Linked DNA regions of Homo sapiens: region 2 is linked to region 1. The links are chromatin loops, found by intact Hi-C in ENCODE. Cell type or tissue: HCT116. All regions are shown on one strand. Each heading gives the region's core, and the rest is flanking DNA. Links, peaks and the distances in the headings are about the cores only. Region 1 overlaps AADACL4 (arylacetamide deacetylase like 4). Region 2 overlaps TNFRSF8 (TNF receptor superfamily member 8).

Region 1 (9,838 bases), core at 751-8,750:
GGTGGGAAAAATTTTAGTTATAATAGCCACAAACCTTCTTGGAAGGCCTGAAGGTTTTTGCAAAAATCTCAGGATAAGGTTATGGCTGAAGGCAACCTAATCCTTACCTTGAGTAAATAGCTTAAAGTGGGTACAAAGGAAGATAGAACAGTTTATCTAAATAGCTTGTTTACTCACGTGGTCCTAAGACTAACCTTTGATCATTCATGGGCAAGACGGCCCTCTCCGGGGTAGGGGTGACCAGGTTAATTACCCACAGGTGTGTTGACTCAAGCCTTTGTCAATTAATCTTTACTGAATAAATACGAGTCTCGCTGGCTGGTCAGGGCTGTGGCCACTGACTCTTTACAGCACCTTGCTTGGTGTCTGTAAACGGCTCGGACACTCAGCCGGACTGGCAAAGCAGAATACATGTCAGTACATGTTATTCATCCGTTGTTGGGTCAGGGTCTCGCACATCCCAACAAACAAATGGGACATTCCGACATAATTAGAAACTCATGAGTTAATATATATACTATATAGACTATACTATATATATGGTCCTAGCCTGCAGTTCAGGGGTAAAGTAAAGCACTTTGATTTTGGGGTGCCATCAACACCTGTGACACTGTAGTTTTTGGAGGATAAGGGCCCAGGGTGGCTGTTTAGGAGAGAGTAACTGGCCCCTGAGTCAATTACGAAATTAATATTTTTACCAGCCATGTCAAGAGTCACTGAGGCTCCTCAGTTGTGATGACCATGATTTTTGTGGGGGCTGCCAGGAACCTCAGGCCTCTTCAGTTCTCAGTTATGGCCATTATGGCATCGGGTGTCCCCTGCCTTCAGAGCTCAGGGCAGTCCCTTTTCCAGTGGGCCTTCTGCTTGTAGTGAGGGCAGGGTCTAGGTGGGCTCCCTGGCTGGGACATCATTGCTCCAGTGTCCCAGCTTTTCACACTTGAAGCAGTAACCATTGCCTGCAGGTTTGCTGTTAGGCCCGTTTCACCAACGACTGAAGCCTCCCTCTGGGTGACCCTGGGTTTGTGGGGCACTGGTTGCAGAGTTACAAGGATGGCTATCATTTGGGCTTGCACTTCATCCCATTGTTTGCCATGCCGGGTCTTTTCAGCCTTTTCAGCCCTGTCCCTATTATTGAATATCCCAAAAGCTACATCAAGCATTTGATTAACAGGCATTTGGAGTCCCAAAGCCAATTTCTGTAATTTTCTCCTGATGTTGGGCACTGACTGGCTAATAAAGGGTTCTGATAAAGAGCCATGAAGGCCTATATATATGGTATTTCAGTCCATTTCTCCTGAGATTTACAAAAAAGACCTAATCACAAGATGGTATTAAAATTTAGGGTTTCATTCTCTGGCCATTGCACCCTATTTTCCAACTTATATTGGGGCCAAATGGTGTTATAGAAAGAAATGAGTTTCTTCTAAGCCCATCAAGTTTAAAATTACTCCAGTTTTTAAGAATGTGTCCCAAAGGGGAGTTGACAGAGACGGAAAGTTACCCATGGCCTTGGCTTGTCCTTGGCATGACTTGAGACAGAAGGGGAAAATAACAGTATGGTTCCCTCATGGATGGACTGGTCCTGGCATTTTATGAAATGTCCCTTGTGATTGGCCAGCTCCATGTCCACACCAGGGAGACAGGCATCCCAGTTCCCTTGGCTGGCTGCCTCAGCATCCAGGCATCCCTGGAGCCCTACTGTCCTCGGCATCTAGGCATCTCTGGAGTCTCAGTGTTGCCCAGGCATCTGTGGCCCCTGGGGCTTTGGAAATGGGAAGGTCGAGAAGGGCAAGCTGTGGGCCTGCAAGCTTGCTGATATCCATCTGAACATTTACCACCAGGTAAAGCTTGGGAGTAGAGATGATTCAGTATGGCCAAAAAATAGGGACCTTGAAGGGAGCACTTGGCATTCCAGAGAACAGTATCTAAGGGGCCTACCCTGCTGCGTCTAAAGAGTTCACTAAGCTTTCGGGTGAAGTGTGAGGAAGAAGCATGAGAAGAGAAAATCACAACAGTAAGGTTTAAAGAAAGACAAGGAGAAAACATTTTCCAACTAGCGTCAGTGTATTGGCACAGCTGGTCCCTTGGGAAAACAGAAGCCCCTTCCCAGGAAAAAGTCATAGTGCTCCTTGGAAACCATCCATCCACTGCCTGGTATGGGTTTTTACCCTACCACCCTCATTAGCCTCGTGTCAGGGAGGACCATGGTGCCTCAAAGCTACTCAGTGTAAGGCTGGGCATGGTAGCTTATGCTTGGAATCCCAGCACTTTGGGAGGTTGAGGCAGGTGGACTGCTCGAGCTCAGGAGTTCAAGACTGGCCCTGGCAACATGGTGAAACACCCCTTCTCTACAAAAAATACAAAAGTTAGCTGGGCATGGTGACACATGCCTATAGTCCCAGCTACTCAGGAGGCTGAAGCAGGAGGATTGTTTGAGCCCGGGAGGCAGAGGTTGCAGTGAGCTGAGATCACACCACTGCACTCCAGTCTGGGTGACAGAGAAAGACTGTCTCAAAAAAAAAAAAAAAAAAAAAAAAATCAAACAAACAAAACCCCAAACTACTCTGTGTAGGTTGAAAATTTCTCATCTCTGCTTGTGACCCATCAGGGTGAATTGGGTTTTCCAGACTGAGGGAAACAGCAGCAGGGAGGCAGGCTGTAGCTAGCTCCAAGAAAGAAGGAAGAAAGTAGTAATTCCAGAGAACAAGAGGACTCAAACTAAGGTTGGAGCGGGACTTACCAATTGCCAGTGGTTCTAAAATGGGAGCGATGATGTTCCTGACTGGCTCGCCACAAAGATGATACTGCTGGTCTGGGGGAGGTCCCCAAATGCCATTGGGACGTTGACCCTCGCCAGTGTTCAGGCTCTTGACACTATCATGAGAATGAATTCAAGGACGAGTCAGAAAATGGTGAAAGTACGGAGATTTATTGCAAAGGGAAAAGCACATAGTCAAGAAAAGAGTGCAGGCAGACTCAAGAGAGACACGTGCGAGGAGGATTGGGGCTGCTACCTTTATAGGTTTCTTTAACCAAGGGGCGGAATATTCATGAAAATTCCTGGAAAATGGCGGAGTTTTCTCAGAACTGTGGTGGGTCCACACCCATTCTGGGACCAAAATGGGTGTCCCAGAACTGCCATGGTACTAGTGGGTGTGTGTTTAGTATGTTGATGACATAGAAGGAGGTCCTAGGAGAGACTCAGGTCAAATCCGGTGCCATGTTGGGTCCAGTCAGTCTTAGCCAGCTTGGCCAACACCCTGGCTTTTCAGGGTTTTATCAGTCTCTAGCTTCTGCAGCCATTTCAAGTTTCCTTTTGCTCATTGTGTGAAACTGCTGCCTGGAATTGTCTTGTCTTGCCTTCTCTTCTCCCCTTCTCTCTCTCTCTCTCTTTCTTTCTCTTTCTTTCCTTCCTTCCTTCCTTCCTTCCTTTCTTTTTCTCTTTCTTTCTTTCTTTCTTTCTCTTTCTTTCTCTCTTTCTTTCCTTCCTTCCTTCCTTCCTTCCTTCCTTCCTTTCTTTCTTTCTTTCTTTCTTTCTTTTTCTCTTTCTCTCTTTCTTTCTCTCTTTCTTTCTTTTCCCCTCCCTCTCCTCCCTTCCTCACTCCCTCCTTCCCCTTCCTTCCTTCCTTCCTTTTTCTTTCTTTCTTTCGAAACAGAGTCTTACTCTGTCACCCAGGCTGGAGCACAGTTGCACAATCTCAGCTCACTGCAACCTCCACCTCCCGGATTCAAGCGAGTATCGTGCCTCAGCCTCCCAAGCAGCTGAGATTACAGGCGCGTGCCACCACACCTGGATAATTTTTGTATTTTTAGTAGAGACGGGGTTTTGCCATGTTGGCCAAGCTGGTGTCGAACTCCTGACCTCAGGTGATCCACCCGCCTTGGCCTCCCAAAGTACTGGGATTACACGGGTGAGCCACCACGCGTGGCCTGGAATTTTCTATTCTCCTGTAACCACCCTGTGTTATTCCTGTCTCAGCCTCCCTGGACATCTTATCTAAGAACTCTCCTTGCTGACTGCTGCCCTGCCCTGCACCCCTGTATCCACCCCCGGCGCTGATGCTGCCCTGCCCTGCCCCCCGTGTACACCCCGTGCACTGATACTGCCCTGCCCTGCACCCGTTTCCACCCCCAGCGCTGATGCTGCCCTGCCCTGCACCCTGGTCTCCACCCCCGGCTTCATCCTTGTTAATTTTCTTCAGGTACTTGACACAGTCGGAGCTCATTTTGTTCTTTCATGGGTTTCCATATTCAGTACTTGACTCCCCCACTAAAAATGAAGAGTGCAAGAAGTTTTGTTTGTTGCTGGATCCTCAGTGCCTGTTGTTTTCATTTTTTGAATTGAATGAATGAATGCACGAATGAATAGATGGATGGATGGGGGAATAAGTGGATGAAAGGATGAGCTTGCGAATGAACAAATGGATATGGATGTATGGACCGACGCATGGACACATACGAGAAAAATTTGCCCATAGGAAAAGGCGGGCTTCTCCCGGTACATAACTTCCCCGAGATTAGGATGTACTGCCACCTGGTGGTGGGAGTGACGAAGGACAGTCTCTAGCTGGATCTGTTGTCATGGGAACAGAACCCAGTTCCTGGCCTCATGGACCTGACAGTCACCTGAGGGAGCTGGACACTGAAGTTATTGCAGATCATGATAACACAGGTGGCATGGAGAATCTCACAGCATCATTCCGATTTAGCTCTTCTCATCAGAGAAGTCAGATTTGACCTCAGGCTCAATGGATGAGGAGGATCTGGCCCTTTGGAAGCCGGAAAAGAGCCTTCTAGGTGAGGGCCGGGGCTAGAGGGAGGCACTTGCTTCAGGCTCCAAATTCAGAGGATGCCAAAACATTCATTAATCAAGATAAGTAATATTTTAATGCAATGTTTAAAAAAACAAATATTAATGCAAAACAATTATGATGAACAAAATGTCAAAATGTATACACAGGCAGGACCCAACAGGGCACAGCAAGTGTGCAAGTGAAAAATAGAAGCCTGTTTATATACATATATATATTTTAAGGACAGGATCTTGCTCTGTCACCCAGGATGGAGTGCAGTGGCGTGATCACAGCTCACTGCAGCTTCCAACTCCTGGGTTCAAGTGATCCTCCTGCTTCAGCCTCCCGAGTAGCTGGGACCACAGGCATGCACCACCACCCCTAGGTAATTATTTATGTATTTGTTTGTTTATTTTGAGACAGGATCTCACTCTGTTGTCCAGGCTGGGGTGTAGTGATGCAATTATGGCTCACTGCAGCCTCAACCTCCTGGGCTCAGGTGATCCTCCTGCCTCAGCCTCCTGAGTAGCTGGGACCACAGGCATGTACCACCATGCCTGGCTAATTTTTCAGTTATTTGTAGAGACGGCATTTCCCTGTGTTGCCAGGCTAGTCTTGAACTACTGGGGTCAAGTGATCCCCCCACCTTGGCCTTCCAAAGTGTTGGGGTTACAGGAGTGAGCCACTGTGCCTGGCCTAATTATTTTTACAGAGACGGGGTCTTGCTATATTGCCTAGCCTGGTCTCAAACTTCTGGGCTCAAGTGATCCTCTTGCCTTGGCTTCCCAAAGTGCTGGGATTACAGGTGTGAGCCACTGCACCCAGCCAAGCCTATTTAAAATTTTGATATTTTGTTCAACATACAATTTTTTGGCATTAATTGTGATTTCTTAATTGCATCCAAATGTTATTTTTCTGTATGGCTGAGTGTTGTGGGGCTCCCTTGATTTTGCACCCAAGGCGATGTCTTGCCTACCTCACCCTAGTCCTGGCCCTATTAAGTCTAAGTGGGAGGGACAGTAAGTGCAAAGCTCTGAAACAGGGACTACCTGACATGCTTGGGAAAGGAGGAATGTCTGGGTTACATCGGGAAGATGACACCCAGGTTGGCCCCGGGTGTCTAGCAGAGGTCTTTACTTTGTCTGGGCCTTAAAATCACCTGCGAATTTTAAAGTCATATTCATACCCAGATCATACCCCAGGCTAAGTGGGCAGGACCCAGGCATCAGCATTTTTTTTTTGAGATGGAGTCTTGCTCTGTCACCCAGGCTGGAGTGCAGTGGCATGATCTCGGCTCACTGCAACCTCCGCCTCCCGGGTTCAAGCAATTCTTCTGCCTCAGCCTCCTGAGTAGCTGGGACTACAGGCATGTGCCACCATGCCCGGCTAATTTTTGTATTTTTAGTAGAGACGGGGTTTCACCATACTGGCCAGGTTGGTCTCAAACTCCTGACCTCGTGATCCACCCACCTCGGCCTCCCAAAGTGCTGGGATTACAGGCATGAACCAGGGCATCAGTATTTTTAAACAGCTCATCAGATGACTGCAATGTGCAGCCAGGGCTGAGACCTACTAGTATGGAAACTTCAACTTAGGGGCTGACTGCTCCGACTCAATTTAGACCCCTCTGTGCCTCTGGCTCCATTCAGAACCATTGTCATCTCCCTCAAAGAGCATTAATGAGGCATGCACCCACTTCAGCAACCTCCTCCAAACCCTGGAATTACCTGGTGTGATTTAGAAAATCCTGATGCCTGAGCTTCCATGCTAGAGATTCTGATTTAATTGGTTTGAGGTTTAGCCTGGGCCTGAGGACTTGTAAAAACTCCCTGGTACCTCTATGTATGGCTGAAGTTGAGAATGACTGCATTAGAAGTGTATTTGGCAGTGATTCTGTGTCTGCCACTGTGCTAGTATGTTCTACGTACTCATATTGACGGACCTGCCTCTGAGAACTTCATATGCACCACTCTACTCATAGAAACATCCCGTCCAACCCTTGTTTATTTCTTGATCAATATAAATTTATAGTTATTATTAACATCCTAGGGCAGGCATGCCTAACTTCCCTTGGTTTTTTTCCATTTCAGATCACTAAGATTTCCAGGTTCCTGGTTTCCTCCACTGTAAAATAAATGTTGCAGAAAGTGAGCCCCAAGGTGAATTTGAGTCCCAAAATTCAGGAGGCTGGGGACAGATGTATGATTTGGCCTGGTTTTTTGGCTCTGTCCAGGCAGAGGAGGCAAGGATAGAAACAGAGAGGATGCCACACCCCACACCAAGACTGTCAGCTGGCTCTTCCTGGGGGCTGTGGTGAGATGGTTTGGGTCCTACTCATGCGCTGCTGCTCTGAGTGTTTTTGTCTTGCAGATTGTTACCATGGCCTGTGCAATTATCTGGCCCGGGAGACTGAATCTGTACTTCTGATGATTGGGTGAGTTTCTGGAGACAGCTGGTAGGTTCCACAGGGGTGAGAGGAGATAGGGTAAGTTCATGGGTGATTTGTAGATCAGAGAGGCCCTAACTCCCAAGAGGCAACTCTTGGACATGCATCCACAGAGACAGGCGCAGCAGTGCTCGAAAGAGCAAAAACCTGAAAGCAACCCACATGTCCATGAACGGGGGCGTGCATGAATAAACCTCAGCACAGCAACTGTTAGATTACATAGCCAAGAAGATATTATGGATTTTTCCACAGCCATTTAAATAAATGAACTAGAAAGGTGTACCATGTTGCAAATGAATCTTAGTAGTATAAAACTAAGTGAAAAATGTTCAAAAAATTACATAAAGCCTGATACTCATTTTGCAAAGGTAAAAACGTTAAAACCAAAAGAATACTTTCGAGGAAAACACATAGACGTAACAAGACAATGTAACATAGAAAGAAAAAAATGATAGATACAGGATTCAGGGTAACCATTCATTAAGTTGGAGGAGAAGCAAAATGGCATGATGGTGGGGTTGGTGAAGGTGATGCGCAAGATTCTGGCTGTTGTTTGGGGTGATGGTTCTGCAGGTGCTTATTGCATTGTTAAAAACTAACTAAGCTTCTGGTCCTACAGGAACTAGTGTTGAGAGTGTCTTAAGATACAACCCTGGTCCTATAAAAACAAAAGGGAGATGGAGGCATCTTTAGAGTGGATGGAGGGGGCAGTAGGGGCTACTCACTAGGATTCTGGTTCTTGGCTCAAGAGATCTCACATCACTGGGAAAGAGTTTAGAGAAGGCCAGCGAGAGAAATTAAAATCTGCCTTTTTAGATTCTACCTCTACAATGGACCTCCTCAAACCTTAGCTGCCCCTAGGCTTTGGTAGACAGAATAGCTGTGTGACTTAAACAAAGTCACTTAACATCTCTGGTCCTCTCTGATGAGATTGAGGAAGCCAGCACTTTCTAGTATTCATCAACATACCTCCCAGGTGGCTTACCATTGTGTCTGAAATTCCACCATTACAGTCTATGTCACCAAAGCCCTTTGTGATAATAAAAACATCCCTTGAACAGGTAGCACATAAAGGTATCAATAAGCACCTGCATTAATACCTTGTAGGAAATTGCTTAGGATGCCATTATCCCAGATACTTAGACCTGGTGCACGGGCCAGGGCAGTTTTGATAGAGTGGCTCATGGAGCTGCATGCACAGATAAGGGCTTCCAGGAGGCTGCAGGGAGACAGTAGCTGAGAGGAGACTCCCTGAGAGACACTGAAGGAAGGGAGATGTCTAAGGCCTGGATGGGACTCCCTACCCGAACTCTTGGAGAAGATGGGTCTTTTGACCTTTGGTTCTGCGAAGCCTTCACCTCTGGGTGAGTTTCTTAGTTTGGGCTGCTGTAACAAATTACCATAGATGGGGCAGCTTAAACAACACTTTGATTTCTCAGAGTTTTGGAGGCTAGAAGTCCAGGATCAGGGTGTCAGCATGGTCAGGCTCTGGTGAAGACCCTTTTCCAGGCTGTAGACTGCCAGCTTCTCCTTGTATCCTAGAATGGCAGAAAGAGAAGCCAGAGAGCTCTCTAATGCCTCCTTCATAAGGGCACTAATCCCATTCATGAGGGCTCCACCCTCATGACCTGATCACTTTCCTAAGGCCCCACTTCCTAATACCCTTGCATTGCAGTGTAGGATTTCAACATGGGAATTTTAGGGGGACACACACATTCAGTCTATCACAGTGAGCAAGAGAGAAGTGTAGGGAGGCACAGGAGAATTTCTGCCTCTTTCTGGCAGGTCACAGATTTTGCCAATAGAAAGTACCTAATATTTGTTATCCCCTTCATCATGTTGGAGTCATATATTCAACATTTGGTGAGGAGTATTCATTTCTAGAAATGGGAAAATGAAAGCTGAGGTTTGTACTCTCTGCTACCAGGTGAAGGGGCCACCTCCCTGCAAGGACCCTCTAAGAAGCATGTGTTTCGCCTGAGCTTAAATAGGAACCTGCTTCGATAACATTGATAGATTTATCAATATATTGACCATCTAGGAAATGGCCAATAAGATTATTGGGTGATAATTGTTTCCTAGATGGGCACTAAATTATGCTGCAATCAATCAAACTCTATTTTGAAAGATGAGGTGTTAACTTTTAAAGGAAACAAAATTCAAGGTATAATAGAAGGAAGTGTTTTCAAAATGGTTCTTTTGAACCCTAGAGTTCCCTGTGATGCCTTAGAGGCAGCTATGGAGGTCAAAGAAGAAGAAGAAAGAGTGAGGGCTTATGTTCCTTACCCTTGGGCAAAACCAGAACAACTGCATTTGTTTATTTTATACAATGGGGCTCTCATATAATTTTTTTCTTCGAAATGAAAAAAATAATTTTGTCGTTCTAAGTTGAAAGCCACTAGTCTAAGGTGTTATTTTTCCTTATGAGCTTCTTCCAAATTTAATGTGATAATTAGAATATACCTTTTTGATGTTTTCTTTTCTTTTTCTTTTTTCTTTTGTTTTCTTTCTTTTTTTTTTGAGATGGAGTCTCACTCTCTCCCAGGCTGGAGTGCAGTGGCACAATCTCGGCTCACTGCAACCTCCACTTCCTGGGTTC
Region 2 (9,838 bases), core at 727-8,726, 540 kb before region 1:
ACCACCATGATTTTATCTACCTGCCGGTTGATGGCATTTGGGTTGTTTCCAGTTTAGGGCTATTATGAATGAAAACAGCTGTGAATATTCTTTTTTTTTTTTTAACATGTATGAATTTATCTTATATCTTTTATTATTATTTTTATTATTTTTAGAGACAGGGTCTCACTCTGTGTTCCAGGCTGGAGTGCAGTGGCATGATCTTGGCTCACTGCAGCATTGAACTCCTGGGCTCGGGCGATCCTCCCACCTCAGCCTCCCACAGTGCTGAGATTACTGGCATGAGCCACCATGACTGGCCGATTCTTGTACAAGTCTTTGGGTGGATGTATATTTTCATTTTTCATGGGTAAATACCTAGGAGGAGTGGCTAGGTCATTGTGCTGGTCACATAGTCAGAATGTTTTTGAGGACTAGTCAAAGCTGGATACCTCTGGTCTGATACAACCCCTTCGTTTTACACCCAGAGAGAAGCACAGGGCCGAAGCTAGAACCAGAATGCAGGGATCCCAAGGGTCAGCCCAGAGTACTTCCACTGGAAGACACCACCCACCCACCTCCTTCTTAGTTCTGAACCTAGAATTTACCCAGCTAAATTACAGTCACTTCAGCTAAATTACAATCAAGTTTGAAGGCAGCATAAAAACATTTTCAGACATAAAAGGTCCAGAAGGCTTTTCTTCCTATATCCTCTCCTAGGAAGATATTTGAAGATGTAATTCAGCTAAGTGAGGGGGCAAAAAAGAAAAACAACAGGAAGCCATGGAATCTAGAGACCAGCACTCCATCCTAGCAGAGCAAGGAAGGGAAGTCCCAGAATGATGTGGTATAGACCAGTTGAGCCAGATCAGAGCAGGAAAATGGAAGGAAGGCTCCGAGGAAGTGTTCCCAGGAATAGAAGAGAGAATTGTAGTAAATTTCATGATTAGTAGAGTTGAAAAGCCTGAGGATATGGTGAGGGCACACTGTCCTTTTATCAACAAGAAAAAGAAAGGCAATTGAAAACTCCCGGGAAAAGAAAAAGATGACAAGAAATATACAGTCCAAATATGAAGATGAAATTTCACCTGATTTTAAGCGATTGCTGGATGTACAAAAAGAGAATCTGTTTGGCCTTGATGCTGAGACAATTCTTTAAATGGCCCAAGGACTGGGTGTTTGGATTTAAAGAGAAGTATATCCATCTGGTAAATAATATTTTTTTTAGTTCTTAAATGGAGGCTGAGTAGGCAGGTTCTTTTCTTCTCTTCCAGTAGGCCATTACCAGAGAACACAGGCAGACCAACTAGGGGCTAGACAATGCCTTCTCCTCACCTTCAAATCCAAAGAGGAGGAAAAGGGGAGGATCACTGACTCAGGGAGGAAGAAGGAAAGTTACAAGTTAGGTATAGTATATTCAGAGAGGGGATGAGAGGCACCCAAGGGATACTAGGTTCCCCCCTTCTGCACATACAGGAGGGACAGCAGATCTGTCGCTGGATTTCAGCAGGTGTTTCAGCAGCAGCTGAGACCATGGGCCTGTCTAGTTACATCAGGCTGCCTTGGAGAGCAGGCAGGGGGCTCTCTCCTCATGATGCTGACTGGGAATAGCCACAGTTAATGGGTTTGAGCATCAGAGCTCCAGTCCACTCAAAGTAAGTGTTCACTGAAACCCAATGACCTTTCAAACACTGATTCAAATACTGATTAACGAGCATGTAGGAACCATCATAACACATCGCATCATCTTCCCCATAGTCTCCAGGCTCCAGCTAATTCAGGTAAGAGTCCAGTGACCTTCCCCAAAGAGGGGGGTTCCTCAGAACCCTACAATGCAAGAAATAAATTAATCCTGGCTTTACTTTTTTGTCTATTTGAGGAAAAATCTGAGAGGCGTCACGAACACTTTGTAGAGGGGAGATGTGGGTATGTGTGTGGGGTTGCTTTGTACCACATCAAAAAGGGGTGCCTCCACCAGGGCTCTGGGGGTGGAGAGGTGTAGTGACTGAGCATAACCCACTTCTAATGTGGGCCAAATTATCCTGCCCCAGAAAAGCAGGAAGCTTTGAAGAAGGTGCCCAGTCCCCAGGCAGGAGGCAGTGCCATCCAGAGGAGAGTGCTCTGGGCTGGAACTCGCCATCTCTGTTTCCTGGCTGTAGCTCCAGCCCTGCGGCTCTCTCCATCTGTAAAACAAGGTAGCTGGGTCAGACCAGTGGTGGCCAGCTATGAACTGGCCTTCAGAGACATTCCGTCTGGCCAGCATAGCAATCCAGCCACCCTTCCTAGGCACTCAAGAGGAATGAAATTATACGTTCACACAGAGGCACGCACAAGAATACTCACAGCTGCCTTGTTCGTCATAGTTCAAACTGGAAACAACCCAAATGTCCATCAACTAGCGAACGGGTATGTAAACAGTGGTTCATCTGTACAACAGAACGCCATTTGGCAACAGAAAGGAATGAAGCTGAATGAATATCAAAAACATTATGCAGAGTGGAAGAAGCCAGACCCCAAAGAGTACATACTGCATGATTCTGTCGACATGAAATTCTGGAACAGATACACTCCTCTATAGTGACATAAAGCAGATCGGTGGTTGCCTGGATCTGGAGGTGGGGGCAGAGTGAGTGAGGAGGGGCACTAGGGAACCTTCTGGAGGGATGAGAATGTTCTGTATTTTGATTGGAGTTAGTTACCTTTGTCAGAACTCATCAGGCTGTACACACTTAGGGACATTTTCTTTTTTTATTTTTACTTATTAAAAATAGAGACAGGGTCTTGCTATGTTGCTTAGGCTGGTTTCGAACTCCTGAGCTCAAGTGATCTGCCTGCTTCAGCCTCCCAAAGTGCTGGGATTACAGGCGGGAGCCACCCTACCCTGCCAGGGGATACTTTCTTGTATATAAATGTTGCCTTAGGCTGGGCATGGTGGCTCACGCCTACGATCCCAGCACTTTGGGAGGCTGAGGTGGGCGGATCACTTGAGGTCAGGAGTTCGAGACCAGCCTGGTCAACATGGTGAAACCCTGTTTCTACTAAAAATACAAAAATTAGCTGGGCATGTTGGCAGGCACCTGTAATCCCAGCTACTCAGGAGGCTGAGGCAGGAGAATCACTTGAATCCGGGAGGCAGAAGTTGCAATGAGCTGAGATCGTGCCACTGCACTCCAGTCTGGGCAGCAGAGGAAGACTCAATCTCAAAAAATTAAACATAAATAAATAAATAATTCCTTAATAAAGTTGATTTAAAAGAAAAAAACTTTAAAAATTGAGGCTGTATTTAAACATTAGGCGATTTCAGTTTTCTCTTAAAAGCAAAAGGTCTAGCGTCACTGTTTCACCTTCCTGGGTGACCACAGCTGTTAGAGACAAGTAGCAACTTCTCCACTTTGTTTTATTTATTTTGAGTCTTTCTCTGTCGCCCAGGCTGGAGTGCAGTGGCATGATCTCAGCTCACTGCAGCCTCCACCTCCCGGGTTCAAACGATTCTCCTGCCTCAGCCTCCTGAGTAGCTAGGATTACAGGTGTGTGCCATCACACCTGGCTAATTTTTGTGTTTTTAGTAGAGATGGGGTTTCACCGTGTTGGTCAGGCTGGTCTCGAACTCCTGACCTCAAGTGGTCCTCCTGCCTCAGCCTCCCAAAATGCTGTGATTACAGGTGTGAGCCAATGTGCCTGGCCAGCTTTTCCACTTTGATCTTTTGAAACACAAATCTGACTGTCTTAGCTCCCACGGTGTTGCCTCGCTGGAAGCCACCAGTCCCTGCTGGTTAACTCTTTCCTGGAGACACCAGCCTCCTTGGCGCTGGTTCTCAGATGTTACGTCCCCTCTGCAGATATGGCTGAGAAGGACACCACCTTTGAGGCGCCACCCCTGGGGACCCAGCCGGACTGCAACCCCACCCCAGAGAATGGCGAGGCGCCTGCCAGGTGACTCCCCCACCCCTTCTCTCTGTTTGGCTGCTGCAGGAGGGAGCTGTCCCTGCCATGCCCAGGGGATGCCTGGGAGGCAGCTGGGCTGGGGGTGGAGGTGGGGCCTGGGCTGCTCTTTTGTTAAATGTGTGCCCATCTCTTTGCTGACACCATTGGAAAGCCAGAAGGCCTTGAAACCCAGTCCCTGCCCTCAAAATGCCTGGCAGAGACTCGGGGCAGAGGATCTAGGGGCCCAGGCTCTGGTTGCGCAGTCTCCAGAGAAAGGGAATTATTCCTGAAGACCCACTTCCCTCTTCCCATCTTCATCACTCCTGCCTTGGGCTTCTCCCCGCAGCACCAGCCCCACTCAGAGCTTGCTGGTGGACTCCCAGGCCAGTAAGACGCTGCCCATCCCAACCAGCGCTCCCGTCGCTCTCTCCTCCACGGGGAAGCCCGTTCTGGATGCAGGTAATGGTCCCAGCCCACTCACCCCTACTCCCAGCAGGGGCTTCCTCCTGGGGAAGTGTGGATTGGGGGAGCCAGGAGGGAGCTTCTCCTTTGTGGGTATGGTCTGAGAAGGGGGATTAAGGTTGACCCCAGGTTTCTGGCTTCTTGAGTTGGTGCTGTGGCTCTGGCACTTGCTAGTGACTATTCTTTTCTTTTTGAAACAGTCTCACTCTGTTGCTCAGGCTGGAGGGCAGTGGCACCCATCTTGGCTCACTGCAACCTCCACCTCCCAGGTTCAAGAGATTCTCCTGTCTCAGCCTCCCGAGTAGCTGGGTTTACAGGCGCTTGCCACCACGCCTGGCTAAATTTTTTTTTAATTTTTAGTAGAGACGGGGTTTTGCCATGTTGTCCAGGTTGGTCTCAAACTCCTGACCTCAGGTGATCCACCTGCTTCAGCCTCCCAAAGTGCTAGGATTATAGGTGTGAACCACTGCGCCTGGCTGCTAGTGACTATTCTTTAATTCTTGTAGGCAGGAATTTTTTTCACAGCTTCATCCTCGTGGCTTATAATTGCTACTCAGAAAATAGGTCTTTGTTGATTGATTTCATGACTTTGACTAGTTGTTCGAGCCTTTGAGCCTCAGTTGTCTCATCTATACAATGGTAATGGCAGAGACCGTGCAGGGTTATAAGCAGTGTAGCATTGTAGACGGCCTCTGTCAGAGTTAGCTCTTAGGCTGGACGCGGTGGCTCACGCCTGTAATCCCAGCACTTTGGGAGGCCAAGGTGGGTGGATCACGAGGTCAGGAGTTTGAGACCAGCCTGGCCAACACGATGAAACCACATCTCTACTAAAAATACAAAAATTAGCCAGGCGTGGTGGCGCGCGCCTGTAATCCCAGCTACTCAGGAGGCTGAGGCAGGAGAATCGCTTGAACCCGGGAGGCGGAGGTTGCAAGGTTGCAGTGAGCCGAGATTGCACCGCTGCACTCCAGCCTGAGCAGCAGAATGAGAATCAGTCTCAAACAAAACAAAACAAAACAAAACAAAACAAAACAAAACAAAACAAAACAAACAAAACCCCCAAGAGTTAGCTCTTAGGGAAAGATGCCAGGTTACTCATTTTAGGACTTGCAGTTCTAGTGGCTGACACGAGGTGGCAGTAGTGCTCCGGCCAGAGTTTCTGAAAGTGCGGTCCCGTCTGGCAGCATTGGCACCGGCTGGGAACTTGTTAGGAAAGCAAATTATGGGCCCCATCCCAGACCTAGAGAATCAGAAACTGCACTTTAACAAGATCTCCAGGGCACTCATGTGCACATTAACGTTTGAGAAGCACTTAACTGGCATATACTACTTTTTAAACATCTAAACATGGACTTCAATAAAGTGCAATCACTAGCTCTATGATCTCTGTAAGTGACAAAAGGGAAAAACGAAGCGAGTTTAGTACCGAGGTGTGAAGAAGTAGATCTAGATAGGGGTTAAGAGCGTGGCCCTGCAGTCCCCCCGGCCTGGCCTGGCCTGGGCTGGGGCTCTGCCACTTACTCTCAGGGTGACCTTGGGCAACTTAACGAACTTTCGTGAGCCTCAGCTCCCCTCATTTTTAAACTGAAGGTAGTGACGGTGCCTAGGGCATAGGGTTGGGGATCATTCATTCAGGGAACGCTTGTGGGGTGTGTTTATGTGCAGTGGGGACTCCATGCCTGCCCTCATCAAGCAGGTCTAGAGGGTTGGCCGGGAGGGGACTGGGTTCAACCTCTTCCTTCCCCTCACTGCTTGGCCCTCCCCACCCTGACTCCGGCCACACCAGCAGTGCTGCCAGATGCCGGTCACACCGGGCCCTCGTCCACAGTCCCCAAATTTTGGTCTATTGGACCTCAATTCCTTTGTTCTGGCTCCTAGACGCCTCAATTTCTCACTCTCTAGACACAGTTTGCCCTTCTCTCAGCCTTCAATAGTTGATCAGCTTCCTGGAGCCAGGCGAGGGAGGGCTGGATGAGATAAGAGCCTTGGCTTGGAAAGGACCTGTTGTTGTTAGCCATGATGGAAGCTGTGTCCCAGGAGAAGGAGGAAGTCGTCTGGGGCTGGGGCTGTCTTGTGTGGTTGCAGCAAGGCAAAGAGTGTGGGGCGTCTCTGTGTTCCAGGGCCAGTGCTCTTCTGGGTGATCCTGGTGTTGGTTGTGGTGGTCGGCTCCAGCGCCTTCCTCCTGTGCCACCGGAGGGCCTGCAGGAAGCGAATTCGGCAGAGTAAGTGGCTGTGTCCTTGGGGCCTTGGGGAGGACAGGTTGCTCTCTGCCAGCCTGGCCTGGGTTCTTTCCCTGCCTGCTCCTGCTCTCTGAGGCCGCCACCCCCAGCCTTCCTCCTGGTGTCGTTTCAGAGCTCCACCTGTGCTACCCGGTCCAGACCTCCCAGCCCAAGCTAGAGCTTGTGGGTGAGTGTCCAGCCGTCCAAAGGGGCTGCCCGAGCCAGAGGAACACAGGGCAGCTCTGGGCCCGGGGCGTGGGCTCCAGAGACTGAACTTCTACCCCAGCCTCGAAGCTCCCTGTCTGTGGCTCCTGTCGCATTCTGTACATCTGTAGGGATGCAATGTGGGTGAAAACTCATGCGTGTGGAGAATGCAATGAGGTGAAGACTGTACTGGGTGTGACGACTGTGTGGCTTGCCCAGAGCAGCACCTGGATGGATGCTGGCATGAACGTTTAAAAGTCTATCTTGTCTGTCACTTTTTCCTCCAGTACCCCCAGGGGGCATTCCTGCCAGCCTTGCCTTCCTCTCTACATTCTACCCTCCCTTTCTCCCTCTCCCTCCTTCTCTTTCTCTTTCCCCTCTCTCCCCCTCTTCTACCACCTGGCAAGTCAGCCCAGGGGCAGGAGGGGAAAGGAGCACATGGGGCAAGAGGGACCCTGGTTCTGCCACTTACAAGCTGTGTGACCCTGGGTGAGTTACTGAATTGTCCTGTGTCTCAGTTTCCTCATCCGGAAAATGCAGATGGTAGAATCTACTTCAGAGGCTTGGCCTGTGGATTCGTCGAGGTCGGGCTGTTAAGCGCATCGTGGAGTACCTGCCTGCAATCGGTGGCTGCTGCCTATTGACAGGCTGGCCTGTGCCTGGGGCTTTTTCCTTCCTGGAAGCTTCAGGCCTTCCTGAGTCCTGGGTGCTTCTGACCCCCTCCCTGGTCCCTGCACTCTGATCCCTGCCCAGCCTCTGGGCCAGCTCTTCCAGGCAGCCCTTGGGAGCTGGAACCCTCCTCACCTGTCCAGGCAGGGTCGTCTATACAGCGTGTGTCTTCTAGCTCTCACCTGGGGCAGGGGGCTCCCAGCTATCTTGTGCCAAGCACCTTCTCTCTCCTGGGCAGCCCCTTCAAGGCAGGCCAGGGTCTTCCTCAGCACTGCATGGCATGGATTGGGTGCCTGCTCTGTGCTGGGCTCTGATGGGGGAATCGTCTGAGCCTTCGTTTCTGATTTGCAAGGTGGGCTCCCATACAGGCTTCCTGTACTCCCCCAGTGATGACCTTTGTTCTGCAAGGAGGAGGCAGGGCTCAGCAAGGTGGACGGCTGGCCCAGGGCCACACAGCCTGGCAGTGGCACAGCCAGCCTCAGGCACTGGTCCTAGGGGTTTTGGTTTGTAAAGGGCTCAGCCCTGTCCCCTCTTCCTTCCCCCTGCCAGCTCTGTCCACCATCGCAATGCCTACCCAAGAGCCACGTGCTCAGCCTAAGGCCAGGCCCTGGCCCGTCCCCTGATCTCCCCAGGACCCTTGCAGAGGCCCTTGCATAGGCTGACTGTTGACTTGGGCACAAAAACACAGTCCACTGAGGCATGTTTTGAATTTGACGAGTTTCACAAGCAAGCACTGTGGTCCCTGTGCAAGGGGGGTTTTTGTGTTTTGATAGTTTCAAGCCTGTTTCCATGACCTGTCAGGCTGAGTGTCTCATTGAAACCGGCGTTTGCTTTCTTGACATTTTTCTAGTATTAGAATTTCCATTGCCGTCAGTTTATTTTTTTTCTTCAAACCTCTGTGAGAGCAGTTTTGTTACAGAAGAAAAAAAGAAAGAAAGAAAGAAAACACCTTCCCCTAAGAAGCCAGGTCTACAAAGAACTGAGCCCTGAGACTCAATGGTGGACATCTTATCTCAGGTCGTTTTTGACCCTCTAGCTTCTGGTGGGACCTTGGGGTCTGGGTTCCGAGGCTCAAGATGGACAGAAAGTGAAGCCAAGACAGGCAAGCTCACAGAGCACCGGGTGAGAATGGACCGAGCTGGCCGGATGCCCCTTTCCCTCCTGAGCCGTGGGTGGTGAAGGAGGGAAGGAGCACTGGTTTATTGGCACTGGTTTATTGGTTCGTTCATTCATCTATTCACATGGTCTTCACGGAGCACTTCCTCCTTGCAGGCTCTGTGCCGGGCCCAGAAGCTGTTCTAGCTCCCTCCAAGCTTTTAGACTAATTCCGACTGCCCGCAGAGGCCAAAGGCAGACGGGAGGGGAGTGTGCGCCCCTTGGCCTCCCACATCCCAGACCTGGGGCAGAGGGTGCTCTTGGTTCCTTTGAGCAGTGAGCACATCAGGGATCTGTGGTCCGTGCAGGTGCGATGAGAGGCCCACCAACCAGCCCTCGAGTGGATCGACCTTCCCGTGTGTGTCCTCGGTGACAGGCATTTGCAAAGCACACACGTGATCTCATCCACTCCTCCGGTGGCCTGTGAGGTACTTACTGTTATCCCCGTTGCACAGATTAGCAGCCTAAGGCACAGGATGGTGAAGTAATTCGTTTAAGGCCACGTGCTGGGTGAGCCGTAGGACGGGGATTTTATCGTGGTTGTTGAGATGTTTGTAAAAAGATTTTTCACCCTTGGCACCATTGACATTTGGGAATGGATGGTTCTTTGCTGTGGAGCGCTATCCTATAGGACGTTGTACAGCCCCTCTAGATGCCAGTAACCTTCCCTACTTGGGACAACCAAAAATGTCTCTAGACATTGCCATGTGGCCCCTGGGGAAAACCTCCTGGTTGAGAACCACTGGTCTAAAATTCTTTTTTTTTTTTTTTTTTTGAGACAGAGTCTCGCTCTGTCACCCAGGCTGGAGTGCACTGGTGCCATCTGGGTTCACTGCAACCTCCGCCTCACGGGTTCAAGTGATTCTCCTGCCTCAGCCTCCTGAGTAGCTGGGATTACAGGCTCCTGCCACCATGCCTGGCTAATTTTGGTATTTTTAGTAGAGACGGGGTTTCACCGTGTTGGCCAGGCTGGTCTCAAACTCCTGACCTCATGATCCGCCTGCCTCGGCCTCCCAAAGTGCTGGGTTTGCAGGCATGAGCCACCATGCCTGGCCTTAAAATTCTTTTAATCCTTCATTTTTATGAGCACTTGAGTCATTTTCTATTATTCCAGGGAGATTTAGGTTGAAAGAAATTCTTTTTTTGTTTTGAAACAGTTTCAAACTTATAGAAATGGTATAAGTATGAAGAATTCATTTTGACCTGAACCATTTGAGAGTAACTGA

What was found. Peaks named below come from ENCODE experiments on the same cell type or tissue, not always from the same donor. Only the 100,000 strongest peaks of a DNase experiment are listed, where the experiment ranks them.
Region 2: it touches region 1 in a loop (5-fold over the local background); 25 of 110 quality-filtered maps call a loop at or near these places.

Annotation. Positions count from the first base shown.
Region 1 is chr1:12,654,628-12,664,465 of GRCh38, forward strand. It overlaps AADACL4 (arylacetamide deacetylase like 4), which reads left to right. Exons shown (of 4, transcript NM_001013630.2): 3 at 7,164-7,227. Among named protein-coding and RNA genes, the nearest start is that of AADACL4, 15 kb to the left of the region's middle. In HCT116, for the core only: a CTCF peak has its summit at 4,544 (motif pointing left); a DNase peak (open chromatin) is centred at 4,534.
Region 2 is chr1:12,119,466-12,129,303 of GRCh38, forward strand. It overlaps TNFRSF8 (TNF receptor superfamily member 8), which reads left to right. Exons shown (of 15, transcript NM_001243.5): 9 at 3,819-3,912; 10 at 4,250-4,362; 11 at 6,486-6,587; 12 at 6,718-6,771. Among named protein-coding and RNA genes, the nearest start is that of MIR7846, 43 kb to the right of the region's middle. In HCT116, for the core only: a CTCF peak has its summit at 5,497 (motif pointing right); a DNase peak (open chromatin) is centred at 5,526.